Linked DNA regions of Homo sapiens: region 2 is linked to region 1. Evidence: chromatin loops called from intact Hi-C (ENCODE). Cell type or tissue: uterus. All regions are shown on one strand. Each heading gives the region's core, and the rest is flanking DNA. Links, peaks and the distances in the headings are about the cores only.

Region 1 (2,823 bases), core at 324-2,823:
TTTCCCCTTGCAACTACAAATGTCAGCTGACTCTTTTCTCTGTGGCTGATTTATGTCAGAAAAGGCACATCTCAAATGTATACAGTAGTGAAGACTTCATCTCTCCTTCATAGGAGCTAATTGAATATGGCGCCTCATCTTCATCCTGGCATGTGGGCATTGAGTGTAAGAAAAAATAATAGTCACTAATGACAACCTGAAGTGGGTGCTGGTTACTAGGTTTGGGATAGATGGCTCCATAGAAGAATTTAAGATTATATTCAACTTCACAGATGAACATGAGGCAGAGGCGGAGAGAGGTCGGAGAATAGCCTTGAATTTGAGAAACAAAGGGACATTTCTCAGCAAATAAGAAATAAATGGCTTCTTTCATCCTAGAGGCTGTTATGGAGAAATAGAACCCCTTTATTTGTTAAACAAATATCCCAAATGTGCAGTATGCTTTATACAGGACCACAGGTAAACATATTGGCTATGGTATTCTTAACAAAACCCATTGCAGCTCTTCTTAAAGCATGGCCTTCTATATATCCATATATTTGATTAGCCCAAGGGGAAACAGCCCAGGGAAACACTATCGTTAGAACACATACTTCATAAAAGAATGGATACCCCATATTTAAAATATTCTTACCCCATTTCCCTGTCCAGTGCATGTGGATGTGTTGCCTTTGTTTCACTCTTGCACCCACCTTGGCACTAAACTCCTCTTCTTCACCAATTCCTGAAAAAAAAAATAGGTCACAGCAAGTTTTTCAGAATTTGTAAACTTATTGAACATTTGGGACATTTTTTTAGGAGATACTACACAGCACTCCAGCATTTCTCTTATCGCTTTTCCTTCTCCTTTACTGTTTTCATCAATGTCTTCTCCTTCCTTGTTCAATTTAATTCAGTATGCCCCTCTGTCTGTTAGGACAGGCTGGGTTGTTCTCTGGCCAAAATAATCTGAACACTAGGGCCTTAATACAAACATTTACAGAGGAATGAGCCTTTCATTGATGTACTTTCAGAGTAGTTATAGAGATTATCTAAGCCTAAGCTTCACATTTATATCTTTTATACCATGGATAGTTATTCAGATACTAAAAACATTGTAACAAGGTGGACTTTACGGTTTCCTAAGAGGTAAAGTTAACTTTATTTTGTCCTAATGGTTCCTAAATTAGTATTTGCTTCTAAATCAAAAGATAACTTTAAAAAATTCAGATATGTGAGCTCTACTTAAAAACATTTGGATTCGGTGGACTTGATGTGGGGTCCATGGCTCTACATTTTTAACAAGCTCCCCAGGTAATTATCCAGGTTTGAGAACCACTCCTCCAGTTCAGGGGTCAGCAAACCTGTGAGCTAAATTCAACCAGTCACCAGTTTTTTAAAATAAAGTTTTACTGGAATGCAGACACGCCATTTGTTTGTGTATGGTGTGGGGCTGCTTTTGTGCTATAATGGTAGAATTGAGTAATGTGACAGAGACTAAAGACTGAAATATTTACTATTTGGTCCTTTATAGAAAAAGCTTGCTGATCCTACTCTTGTCTGTTTCATAATAATTTCCAGAGTCATGTTATTACTTGTGATGGGAACTAAGTAAGGCAGTGTAGATGACTGTTAATGAAGGCAACACCCAGACTGTCGTCTTCACAAGGTGATCCTTTTTAATACATACAGCCAAATTATTTTTTTCCTGAGTTACACTGACCCCTAATGGTAGAAATGTTAAATCACAGCTGCTTGATCACAGTTTTCCCCTATTGTTAATTAGTTCCTAAAATTAGGGTCATACTTACAGACTTTGTAGTAGGAGACTTTAGAAGTCAGAGTTCACTTGGTAGAACTGAGCAGGACTAAACAGCCTGGGAGAAGGTTGGCAATTTTGGTGAGAGCTAGAATCCCTTCCTTTTGCAGAGTTCCTTTGTCTTCAAAGACTGTTACTCAATGAAGCATTTCCAATTATACAGGTCATTTATTCCAAAGTGATAAATTTTATCAGGACATTATGACCATTTGTGATGCCATGTCTATCTCTAAAGTTGAAGCACAATACTATCGATATAGTCAAAATTACATTTGCCTTCACTATGATGAACTGCGAAGAAAGGTCACAGAGGAATCTGTATACATGTAAACAGATACTGAGATGGTTACCAATGGGGATCACACACATGTTGGCAATAATGAGATGGCCGAGGTGAAACCATTGGTTTTTAACCTTGACTACTGATTAAAATCCGCTGGGGAGCTTTAAAAAATTAATGATGTTCAGACCTCAACTCCTGGAAATTCTGATCTAATTGGTCTAGGGTGAGGCCCAGGCAGCAGTCTTTATTTTTTTAAGTTCTCCAGGTGATGGTAATGTGCAGCCAAGGTTAAGAACCATTTTTCTACAGTAGTGCTTCTCAAATTTTAATCTATATTCACATCACCTGGGAGATCTTTTTAATCTGCAAATTGTGATTCAGGAGGTCAGTGATAGCATGTGAGAATCTGATTAACAAGCTTCAGGGTGATGTTGATGCTACTGCCTGAGGACCATGCTTTGAGTAGCGAGGAATTAGATCATCCCTAGCCACAATTTTTATGCAGTCTCAGTGTTCTGAGATCCTAAAGTACATAAGCATCACCTGGGAAGTAACTAAACATGCAAAATTGTCAAGGTCCCCAAATTTTTACCAAATGTCCCAAGTGATTGTGAGATTCATAGTCTGAAGACCAAATACACACTACTCTACCCAAATGATATTTATTCTACCAATCCCATTTAAAAAAAAATGGCAGGCCGGGTGCGGTGGCTCAGGCCTCTAATCCAGGACTTTGGGAGGC
Region 2 (2,823 bases), core at 143-2,642, 850 kb before region 1:
ACCTAATGTAAATGACAAGTTGATGGGTGCAGCAAACCACCATGGCACATATATACCTATGTAACAAACCTGCACGTTGTGTACATGTACCCTAGAACTTAAAGTATAATAATAATAAAAATAAATAAGTATTTTGGGTTAAGATTCTGAAATACTAGCTAAACTAAACATGTGGAAATTGTCTAGTCAAGACTCTTTATCAGCCGGGCGCAGTGGCTCATGCCTGTAATCCCAGCATCTTGGGAGGCAGAGGCGGGCAGATCACTGGAGGTCAGGAGTTCGAGACCACCCTGACCAACATGGTCAAACACTGTCTCTACTAAAAATACAAAAATTAGCTAGGCGTGGTGGCACATGCCTCTAATCCCAGCTACTTGGGAGGCTGAGGCAGGAGAATCGCTTGAACTTGGGAGGTGGAGGTTGCAGTGAGCGGAGATTGCGCCATTGCACCCCAGCCTGGGTAACAAAAGCAAAAACTCTATCAAAAAAAAAAAAGAACGAACAAACCAAAAACACTCTTCATCCAACAATTGAAGGAATTGAAGCCCAGAGATGCTTAGAGGCTTGCCTAAATGCCAGTTAGCAGGGTAGAAATGATTTACATATTTTATTACTTTTTCATCTTTACATATTTCAGAAAGTATCAACTCTCCAAATGTCATAGCAGAACAAGAAACACGTTCCAAACGGTTATTTCCATGGGAGACAGGCTGAAATTCAGTGTTTGACCCAAATATAATATATAGCTTCCCATCAGCTAAATTTTATAAACAAACACTACAATACTGCTGTAAATTCATCACAATTCCACATATACGGTCTTAAATATGTGTAAGTCTGTAAGGCACTACTGGTAAGGTGAGGAGAATAATGATGCTACAAAAGGGAGACTTACTGAATATCTACTACAGCAGGCAGCATTCCACCCCACTGTACAAAGTTAAACCTCACAGTAACACTAAGGCAGCCAAGAGACCCACTGTATGTATGTATGAGGAAACATAAGTACCTTCCCCAGGGCTACAAAGTAGCAGAGCCAAAATAGTGTGGGATTCTAGAGGCTCTATTATTTCACATTACCTTTTAATTCATTTTATCCCCTTTATAGCTCTAAGGTATGATGCAAAAATATTCTCTAAGATTTGAGAAATGCATTTTCTTTAGTAAGGCTGATAGGATCACACATCCTGCAGCAGTATATTTATAAAGAATAGAACAGCCTTATCTCTTTACCTCAAGAGACATGAGAATTTATACATCCTAACTCCCCTTCCCCAACACTAGGGGGAAGCAGCTAAAACAAAAATCAGACTGGATTGAGCTGCTGGAATACCGGGCATCTCCACAGGTTTGTCCCTATTATACCTAGCATTGCTGCAACAGTAAAATGGGGAGATACACATGGCCTGATCAGCTATGCCTGGCCTGGAGGCTTAAAATGGCACTGCACCTCATCCAAAGAATCTTTCCTGACCCCTTCATGGATGATGAAATGTCTCTCCTCTGCCCCAGAGCACCATGCACATCTCTTTGAAATTATCTACTGTTGTCTATTACAGCATGACTTATTTCTACAACCAGAGAACCTCAGTGTCTAGCAGAGTAGTCACATAAGTATTTGCTAGAATAAATCCACCTTGGATAATGTAACCAGCTCTACCTAAAAGGTTTAAGTCTAGATTTCTCACCAAAGTTTCTAGAAAACCACTGGGCTCCAAGAACTCAATTATTTACTGAAACGTGACAAATGCTCAACAGTGTATACCTTCAAGAATTAAATCTTTCTAACATTCTCCCAAAAATCCACTTTAAAGATGGAAGTGGCTGGGCCTAGCAGCTCATGCGTGTGATTCCTTTGCTTTGAGATCACTTGCGGCCAGGAGTTTTGAGACCAGCCTAGGTAAAATAGACCTCATCTACAGAAAAAAAAAGTAAGATTAGTCAGGGGTGGCAACTCACACCTGTAGTCCCAGCTACTCGGGAGGCTGAGGTGGGAGGATCACTTGAGCCCAGGAGTTCAAGACTACAATGAGCTATGATCATGCCACTGCATTCCAACCTGGGTGACAAAGTGAGACTGTCTCAAAAAAATGAAAAAATAGAGATGAAAGAGGCCTACAGGGCCTACAAACAACCAAGGATCTAACTCAAATGACAGCCTCCTTTATAACCACCTCAATGGCTTCCCTCTCAAGAATCTGTCTATAACAGCATGACCTTGAATAAGATCTGTTAATTCAGACACAAAACTGGGCACATTAAGTACCTTGGTACTTAAATCTTGAGCTGGTTGGTAAATGTGAAATAGGATCTTAATATATAATACGTTTGCTGCTAATGAAAAATTTCCCCTTTCAAATGTACAGGTAAAGAACTAATATGCTAACTACTATAAGGACCAGGGTCAAGAACTTTAAGATTGTATGTGACATCTGGCTGGGCTCAGAGGCTCATGCCTGTGATCCCAGCACTTTGGAAGGCCGAGGTGGGTGGATCACCCGAGGTCGGGAGTTTGAGACCAGCCTGAACAACATGGAGAAACCCCGTCTCTACTAAAAACACAAAATTAGCCAGGCGTGGTGACACATGCCTGTAATCCCAGCTACTCGGAAGGCTGAGGCAGGAGAATCGCTTGAACCCGGGAGGCTGAGGTTGCGGTGAGCTGAGATCGCACCATTGCACTCCAGCCTGTGCAACAAGAGCGAAACTCTGTCTCAAAAAAAAAAAAAGAAAAAAAGACTGAATGTGACATCTGCAGCTCTCAGTATACCGAGAAATAGAAAAAGATAAAGCACATGTAGCAGAGACTGGTGGATCTGAGTG

What was found. Hi-C counts contacts between places; a loop is a spot of excess contacts. Peaks named below come from ENCODE experiments on the same cell type or tissue, not always from the same donor. Only the 100,000 strongest peaks of a DNase experiment are listed, where the experiment ranks them.
Region 2: a loop joins it to region 1, with 5 times the contacts of the local background. A loop is called at or near these places in 73 of 110 quality-filtered maps.

The regions. Positions count from the first base shown.
Region 1 is chr3:132,725,394-132,728,216 of GRCh38, reverse strand. NPHP3-AS1 (NPHP3 antisense RNA 1) reads right to left here. Exons shown (of 11, transcript NR_002811.2): 2 at 635-724. Among named protein-coding and RNA genes, the nearest start is that of NPHP3-ACAD11, 4.3 kb to the right of the region's middle. In uterus, for the core only: a CTCF peak has its summit at 1,708 (motif pointing left); no DNase peak of the experiment used is centred there.
Region 2 is chr3:133,577,271-133,580,093 of GRCh38, reverse strand. The region is part of intron 2 of CDV3 (CDV3 homolog); the gene reads right to left. Among named protein-coding and RNA genes, the nearest start is that of CDV3, 5.0 kb to the right of the region's middle. In uterus, for the core only: a CTCF peak has its summit at 1,304 (motif pointing right); no DNase peak of the experiment used is centred there.